Linked DNA regions of Homo sapiens: regions 1 and 3 are each linked to region 2. The links are chromatin contacts, found by Hi-C or POLR2A ChIA-PET in ENCODE. All regions are on one chromosome and are shown on one strand. Each heading gives the region's core, a stretch centred on a gene start or an enhancer-like site at or near the end of the contact. The rest is flanking DNA. Distances are from core to core; before and after follow the strand shown. Region 1 overlaps SEPTIN11 (septin 11). Region 2 holds the start of STBD1 (starch binding domain 1). Region 3 overlaps LOC107986292 (a long non-coding RNA gene).

Region 1 (2,700 bases), core at 199-2,698, 690 kb after region 2:
TGGGGACCTTGAGTACCGAGATCCCCTTGATGGCAAGGTGGAGGGAGGAAGTATTAGAGAGGGTGAGATCAAGTCAGGGAGGCCAGTTGGGAGGCTGTTGAATTAGTAGGAATAGAAATGTGGAGGATGTAGTATTGATAAGACTTCAGAGTTGATGGTGGGAGGGGAGCTGGTCTCAAGCATGGCTAAGTACTGTTAACAGAAATAGGGAACTCTGGAGAAGGGGCGAGTTTGGGATAGAGGAATATGATTTCAGTTTCATGAACATCAAGTTTGAAGTACAGATGGGACAACCCAAGAGAAGTGTTCCTCTGATAGAAATTCAGAACTGGATGCCAAGCAGAGTTCAATATTAGAGATAAATTCAGAGAGTCGTTTCCAGATGTGTTAGTGTTAACGACATGGAATATATGCAGTTCCCTGAAACTGGGCCTGGAGACTCAAAAAAGACCCCTCAATCCTTGGCTTGTGGTAGCTAAGGGAAGAGCTATAAAATGCTGGACTGGAGGGATGCGGTTCAGCTGCTGTGCTGGAGGCACTGGGTAAGGTGCTCAGAGCTGCCCTGTGCATGTCCTCCAGTGCCGTTCTCTCCAGTTTTTAAGCCTGTTCATAAACCAGAGAAGGAACTTCTTTTTCCCTTTCCCCCATCACATACTGATGGGCAGTGACTCTCAGGTTTCCTTTAATACTGGGCAGAGAATTAGGCTCAAATTATGAAATGTAAAAACTGTATTATAAAATTTACATATTCTATATTACAGTGTTAGAAGACAGACTCTAAAGATACAACTTTAAATTTCAAAAATGTCAAGACCAAACTGTTTTATAACCCTTCATTTTGTATGTGGTTTTCAATGGGTATAAAAATACTTAGTGGGTGTGTGGGTGGCTTCTCGTGTTTTGGAAACGGTGAGAATATGAGATGCTGAGCTTTGGGTTCTGGGATGAGAGCTATAATTACTAACTCTGATTCTTTCCCAGGATTGGTTCATAGGTGGATATCTGGTATCTAAAAACCCAGCGATCCAGAATCCAGAGCAATAAACCATTCTCCCCTCCCCCTGAAATTAACAGAATTATGTGGCGGTGGAGAGAGGGAATGTGGGATGATAGTTCTGCCCTGCGTTGTCTCTTTCATACCGTTCACGAACGGTTGAAGTCAGTGATGTAGCAGAAATGAAGGCTGGTGCCATGGCTTCTCCTAGCCTGATACACAACAGCTACTGCACAGCTAGGTGGAAAGAGTTCTAAAAATAACCCAGGACTCATTTCAAACCCTCCTCCCCCAAGTCTTGGCGGATGTGGTAAACACCTTAAAAACACCTGCTGTCTGAACCTTTGAGGTATCTAAAGAGGAAGGGGCAGGTACAAGGATTGGGGCTGGAAGAAGTACAGTATTGTTGGAAGGCTTGCCCAGCTACAAGGACTGCTGCCCACTGGGGCCTGCCCTCGAAGCTGTTTGGTGAGCTGCCTACCATGCCATCCTGGTCAAGGATAAGTGCCTACTCTTGAGTCTCATATTCACTGTTGGCAGGTTTCAAGGAAACTATTCATAGACTAGACATCTGTTGTCTGTCCCATTGACCTCAAATCTGCAGCTGCCACCATGGTATTCAGGCAGTGTGGTGGCTTTTAGTCTTATTTCACAGAATCAGAATTTTAGAGCTGATATGGACTTTAGACATTTTATTATTAATAAAACCATTGAAGTCCTTTAAAATCACTGCATTTCTGGAGTCACATTTCTGTGCCTATATAGTGACCACAAACATTTGAAATGGGGTCTTAGTCCTTGCTTGTTAAAAGAAATCACCCTCTTGATTATGTAACATAAAAATAGGATGATGAAAACCAGTCTTTTGAAAACATTGACTAAGTGATCCTGTACAAAGCTTTTTTTTTTTTTTTTTTTTTTTTTTTTAAATAAAATGGAACATTGAAGCTGGGAGTGGTGGCACATGCCTGTAGTCACAGCTACTTGGGAGGCTGAAGCTGGCTGAGCCCAGGAGTTTGAAGCTGCAGTGAGCTATGATCACACCACTGCACTCCAGCCTGAGTGACAGTGCAACCCTGTCTCTAAAAAAAAAAAAAAATGGCTGGGTGTGGTGGCTCATGCCTGTAATCCCAGCACTTTGGGAGGCCGACGCGGGCAGATCACGAGGTCAGGAGTTCAAGACCAGCCTGGCTAACATGGTGAAACCCTGTCTCTACTAAACATACAAAAATTAGCTGGGCGTGGTGGCGCGTGCCTATAATCCCAGCTACTCGGGAGGCTGAGGCACTAGAATCACTTGAACCTAGGAGGCAGAGGTTGCAGTGAGCTGAGATCGTGCCACTACACTCCAACCTGGCGACAGAGTGAGACTCCATCTCAAAAAATAAATAATAAAAATAAAAATAATAAATAATAAAAATAAAAATGGAGCTTTGAGGATCATTTTCTCACCTGGACTCCAGTATTTTGAATATAAAGTTCATTGACAACACAGCCAGAACACTAGGAGTCCTGTCTCCAAGGAGAAGACTTTCAGTGTCTAATTTCTGAAATTGCAAACCATAACCATGATATTATAACTGAGGGACTGTAGCTGATCTCTGCATCTTGAGAAAAAAAGGTTTCACAGATTATCTCCAACACCCACGGGATGCATTCAAAGTTGTGGGGGCAGCCAGTACCATTTTATATAACAGCATAAATCA
Region 2 (2,895 bases), core at 391-2,890:
CAGGAAGGATGACTCTAGGCAAGGAAGCCAGTGTGGTTGAAGGTGGCAAGATGGAGATGAGTGCACAGTGGTCATGGGGAACAGATCCTGTAGGGTCTTAAAGGTTCTTCCGTGTGATCTGGAGCAACTGGAGGGTCTTGAGCAGAGAACTGGGGTGTTTTAACAGGATCACGCTGACTGGTGGTTTGAAAGTGGCCTGTGGGAGCTTGCTGTGTTTTGTTTTGCAGCAATGGGAAGGATGTGGTTGCCACTTCCTGAGATGGGGAAGGTGGGGAGAGTAGTAGGTTTGGGGAGTTAGGTGGGGAGTTCAGGTCTGGATGAGTTGGGTTTGAGATGTCTATTAGACATCCACGAGGAGATGCCCAGTAGGCAGTCTTCGCCCTCACCTCTCCTCTACCTCCTCTCTTATGATTACAGAAGTTGTGGCCTGCATCAAGGCGTGCATCAGCCTTCCAGTAACCCCACTGGCAGAACCTTGCACCCCGTTAAGGGCTACTGTCCATTCGGAGCAAGGGGCACATTAGATAATTTGCCCTACCAGAGAGAGCAATTATAGCAATTACTCCAAGGCAGGTGTTTGGTATCTGTGGCCTTTAGCAGTTGAATGTCGGAGTCCAAGGGAAAGGTGTGAGCTGCAGACATAGACGTGGGGATCATCAGCTTGAAGCTGTTGTGCAAAGTCATCAGATCAGCAGAGGAAAGGATTTACAAAGAAATATATATAACACCGCACAGGGTTGTTGTCTTGTGAGGATTAAATTAAATACACACTTAAAACATCCGGAATACAGACAGTGCTTAATAAAGAGCTGCTGTTTTTATTAACAAACTTATCTGTAGGAGCTCGTCCATGGACAACATCCAGTTCATACAGATGCGTGCGCATTTCGCAGCAGCCATACACGCCCAAAGAGGACGAGACTGGATGTGATTGAGCTGACTGGCATCTTTAGATGGATGGTCCTCAGTCCAGTCCTTCCATTTTACAGGCGAGGAGGCGGAAGCTTGGGGAGGCTAAGCGCGCTGAGCTGGCGGCGGAGCGGAGCTTCCACTAGGGCTCCCAGTTTCCCCGCACCGCGCCCGCCGTCCTCCGGGCCACCCATCCCACCCGAACGCGCCACCGCTCTAGCCCGCGCTCCAGCCCGCGCGTCACCGACGCCCGCGGCCTCTCCCACCTCTAAGTTCCAGGAAGCTCTCGGCCTCTAGCTGACCGCGTTGCTGCTGAGCTTCCCTGGGGAGAAGGCGCCGAGGTGCCCGGTGCGGGCCGAGGCAGGGCTGGGCCTCGCGGGCAGCAGGCGGAAGAAGGAAGGGCGGTGGGGCAGGTCCCGGCTGCGCGGGGCAGTTGTGCGCACTTGGGTTCTTCACGCGGGACACACGTGGAACGCCGACCCCTGCGCCCCTGGCCGCTGGCAACTGGCAAGGCCGGGAACAGAAAGTGTAGGGACAGAAGAGCGCTGGAGTCTTCCCCGGGAGGGAGCCCGGGGCTGCAGCCCAGGGGCGGGGAGCGGGGCGGGGCTGGGAAAGTTGAGTACTGGTCGCTCAGGGCCGGGCTCCGCCGGAGTGCCCGGCGCAGAAACCGTAAAAGGCTGGAGCGGGCGGGGTAGGTGTGGCTCTGTGTGCGTGACCTGAGCCCCGGTCCCAGTCCCTGTAGTCTCCTGCGGCCGCGGCCTCTCAGCCATGGGCGCCGTCTGGTCCGCCCTGCTGGTTGGAGGGGGTCTGGCCGGAGCACTTTTCGTTTGGCTGCTGCGGGGCGGCCCTGGCGACACCGGGAAGGACGGGGATGCGGAGCAGGAGAAAGACGCCCCTCTTGGGGGAGCTGCGATTCCGGGAGGCCATCAGAGTGGCAGCAGCGGACTGAGCCCTGGACCTTCCGGGCAGGAGCTGGTCACCAAACCAGGTATTCTTCCCCCCGTGACTCCAGGGCACATCTGCCAGAGCTTTGAGGTTCATCGAGGAAGGGAGCAAAGAGACAAACCCACCTGGAGCTTTCCTAGGGGCCCATTCCTGCGGACGGGCTCTCCTAAGGGGACTGGGCCATCCCCACGCCCCTCGGTTTCCCAGGCTGGTTGGTACGCGCAGGCAGGTTTCTTGTCTGGTCCTCCAAGGGCCGCGCCCTTGCCGAGTCCCTCAGCGCCCGCGCCTGAGGACTTGGTCCTGCCCCTCCGGCGGGGATGAGCTCCTCCACTTGGCGGCGCTTGGTGCAGTGCGGGCGGCTGCAGTGGCGGCGCCCCTTCCCGGCCTTTGGAAAGGGGGGCTTAGGTTTAGGGGATCCTACAAGCCTCTTCGATCTCTGCCCAAGCAGGGACATTTTCTAAGTCCCAATCCGGGTAGTCTGACATCCTCCCATCGCACAGCCCATGAAGAGCTGGGTTTGGGAACACCCGAACTGCGGGCGCCTCCTGCTATCTGGATGCTTCTTTAGGAAGGCAAAGTTCAGGTTGGACTCTGGCCATGAAGGCTGTGGCTGAGGCCCTGGGGATGTGCCTTGGTCACCCCTTTCAGCACTGTCGGCAGTCCCCTCCACGCTGCCCCAGAATAGGGCCGGATAGTCATCCCTAGGAAGGGACTACTTAAATAGGGGACCCAACCCTGATGAGTAGAATTGACATCTGGGTTTAAATTTCTGTATTTTAGGGACCGTTTGCTAAGCAGAGAGCGAACACTGGCAGAAAAGCTTACCGTCCAGTGCCCTCCCTTGGCAAGCTGCCCATGCCTGGACAGAAGCCTAATGGTGAAAATGACATCTGTGAACTTTATTTTTAGCCCAGTGGTGTTCATGTGCAGCCATATGAAAATCTGCCCGTGTGCCTTTACTGTGATTGGTCTGGGATGCCTAGACAGTTCACTTATCTTTTTTCTGAAGACCAATCTCATGCTTTAGGTTGAAAAGTTGGG
Region 3 (2,753 bases), core at 30-2,529, 890 kb after region 2:
AGCATTTTGTAGAATGGCTGTCAGTTTGACTTTGATGTTTTTCTTATGATTATGTTAGGGGTATGGGGTTTGAAGAAGCATACCATGGGAGCGAAGTGCTCTTCTCATCATATCAGGGGGTACATAATAGCAACATGGTTTATCTTTGATCATATTAATCTGGATCACTTGGTTAAGATAGTGCCTGCGAGGTTTCTTTTTTTGAGATGGAGTCTTGCTCTATCGCCCAGGCTGGACTGCAGTGGCGCGATCGTGGCTAACTGCAAGCTCCGCCTCCCGGGTTCACGCCTTTCTCTTGCCTCAGCCTCCCGAGTAGCTGGGACTACAGGGGCCCGCCACCATGCCCGGCTAATTTTTTGTATTTTTAGTAGAGACGGGGTTTCACCGTGTTGACCAGGATGATCTCAATCTCCTGACCTCGTGATCCGCCCACGTAGGCCTCCTAAAGTGCTGGGATTACAGGCGTGAGCCACCGCGCCCGGCTGAGGTTTCTGTACTATACAGTTATTACTTTTCCCTTCGTCTACTCTGTTCTTTGGAAGGGATTCTCTAAAACTTGCTCAGACTCAAGGAACGGGTGTGGTGATTAAACTCCACCTCCTGGAGTGGGGAGTTACATATATTATTTGAACTTTTTCTGCAAGAAAGATTTATCTCTTTTCCCATTCATTTATTTATATTGGTTTGGATTACTATTGTCTTAATATAAAATAAATCTTTTTATCCCCAAATGTACAAGTGGAATGACTTTCCAGAAACATGTGAGTCCTGAGGATACTCATACTTTCTAGCCCGCCGTTTGCGAAGCACAGACAAAACCCAAAGCCTCACTGGGTTACTTCCTTGCTTCCATTGAGTCATCCTCCTCAATAATACTTGTGAATGAACGAATAAATGCATAACACGCACAGGTGAGCGATGAGAAATACCAGCGTTGTCTGACGGTAAGGATATTTGTGTTCAACACCAGTGTCTGACCAAATAGCTACTCATATTTCTTCTGAAATTCTTTAGGGCACACTAAACATCTTCCATGTTGTCTAAGTGCTGGAAGGGAAATTGATTCAGCCACTTTTTGAAGGTGACTCTAAATTATTCTCTCAAAATACTCAACAGCCTTTACAATGTAGTTAAAAAAAAAAAGCGGGTGGAGGGGAGAAATGCCTGTCTAAAGTAGGAAGCCCCAAGAGAAAGCCCTGGGGCGTCCAGAGGCTTGGTTTCACCTGGCAGCCGTCTGGGACCAATTGCGGAGTTGAAGTAGCTCCTACGCTTTCTCATTGGTCCTCACCCAGGGGGAAGGCGTGGCTTCAAGTGTAAAAGGCGAGGAAGCCTGGCGGGGCTGTGGGTTGTTCCGCTGGTGGATGGTTTGGGGTTGGTCGGGCGGGGTTTCTTCCAAAGCTTTGTAGGCCTGCGAGGTACTAAGAAGTTCTCTGGTGGCTGGAGGGGTGGGTGGAAAGGACCAAGCTCTTGGTAATTCTCAAGGGGGAACTTTGGTTAGCTTGCTTTAGAAGTGAAAGATGAACGAAGAAAAAAGCGAGGGCACTTAAGCGGACTAAGGAACTCGAAAGAAGGGGAACTAGGCGTTGTGTGTGGGCAGAAAATACCTCCTAGGAGGTCACAGCAACTCCCTGAAGTCGTTTTTAGCAGGCTTGCCTCTTCCAGTTACTGTGCTTTCTTAGAGTTTGTTCTTTTAGAAGCTTAAGATACAATCTTGAATTGAGGTTTCTTCTCTCATGCTCAAGCCTTACTTGCTGAGAAGGCTCCTGTCTCTTGACTTCTGTTTAATCTCTACCATAGACTTTAGCAAAGCCACTCTTATAGCTAACTTACTGAAGTTACGTAAACTCCAAGAGAAATACACGGGTTTAGAGGTTCTACGTTTAAAGCAAGCGCAGCAATCTTTAGAACTTCCTTTTAGCTATTTGGAATCCCAAAGTCTCTATTAAACACCTGTCTGGAGTAATGGTGGAAAGTGACTAAAAAGCTAGCTTCTCATCTCTTCAGAGACTAAAAATTAGATCCACTTCGATGAAAACCATAAGAAAATGTAGATCAACTTTGAATTAGTTTTTTTTTGAGGGTAGGAAACGTCCCTTTGTGACCTATTAGTAAAAAAAACTAAAATGAACTTCAAGCATGTGGCTTTTAAGACTCCTTACTAGGAAGTTAGGATCTTAATCATATTCAGCAGAAAGCAGCTGTCTGCCTCGAAGACACGCAACCTGTGGGCTGCAACTGACCTTCCACCTGGTTGTGGAGGTGGGAGACTCGTTGACTGGCAAGCCTCAGGTAATGTCAGACTGACACACCTGAAAGCACTTCTGATAGCAGTTAGAAACTTAGTAGTTGAAACAGGAAATTTCATCTAGTTGAACAGATCGTTAGCATTGAGAATGGACACTTCCTTTAGGCTTACTAGGAAAGGCAAACCATCTGTCATGGAAAAGATAAAGTGGCATCTTAGTGACAGACTCAAAAGTACACAGCATGATGGATATGTTCATTATCTTGACTGACAATTTCACAGGTGCGATGGTAGCAAGTTACATAGCTTAAATATCGTAATTCTTGCGTGCCAGCTACAGAAAAGTGCTTTTTAAAACCATGTCCAGTCATGTAGGTCCACCTGCCTTAACCTGAACAAGGGTGAATAAATACATGGGTAGGGACATGAAGCACTCTCCCCTCATCCCCATCAGCATGGAGTTACTTTCTTCACACTGTCCTTACAAAGCAGGGTTCAAGGAGAAGAG

What was found. A loop is a pair of places that touch in the nucleus more often than their neighbours do. ChIA-PET counts read pairs that join two places held with the same protein, here RNA polymerase II (POLR2A). Pooled maps may share reads with other maps.
Region 1: a map with no recorded cell type shows a loop between it and region 2 (6-fold over the local background). The contact joins the enhancer-like site here to the promoter of STBD1 in region 2. A Hi-C loop is called at or near these places in 4 of 37 single-sample maps with no recorded cell type and 5 of 50 pooled maps.
Region 3: a map with no recorded cell type shows a loop between it and region 2 (3-fold over the local background). The contact joins the enhancer-like site here to the promoter of STBD1 in region 2. A Hi-C loop is called at or near these places in 1 of 37 single-sample maps with no recorded cell type and 7 of 50 pooled maps. POLR2A ChIA-PET finds 5 or more read pairs at or near these places in 1 of 52 experiments (activated T-cell).

Annotation. Positions count from the first base shown.
Region 1 is chr4:76,993,008-76,995,707 of GRCh38, forward strand. All of the region lies in intron 1 of SEPTIN11 (septin 11), which reads left to right. Among named protein-coding and RNA genes, the nearest start is that of SEPTIN11, 45 kb to the left of the region's middle. RefSeq lists an enhancer at 1,404-1,553. Within about 2 kb of position 1,449, at least 5 of the 41 ENCODE cell types and tissues checked have a DNase peak (open chromatin) inside an H3K27ac peak, as active enhancers do.
Region 2 is chr4:76,305,093-76,307,987 of GRCh38, forward strand. STBD1 (starch binding domain 1) reads left to right here and starts at 1,641. Exons shown (of 2, transcript NM_003943.5): 1 at 1,641-1,897. The coding sequence starts at 1,678. All of the region lies in intron 6 of FAM47E-STBD1 (FAM47E-STBD1 readthrough), which reads left to right.
Region 3 is chr4:77,192,337-77,195,089 of GRCh38, forward strand. LOC107986292 (a long non-coding RNA gene) reads left to right here. Exons shown (of 4, transcript XR_001741742.1): 4 at 1-237. Among named protein-coding and RNA genes, the nearest start is that of CCNG2, 37 kb to the left of the region's middle. RefSeq lists an enhancer at 1,519-1,568. Within about 2 kb of position 1,280, at least 7 of the 41 ENCODE cell types and tissues checked have a DNase peak (open chromatin) inside an H3K27ac peak, as active enhancers do.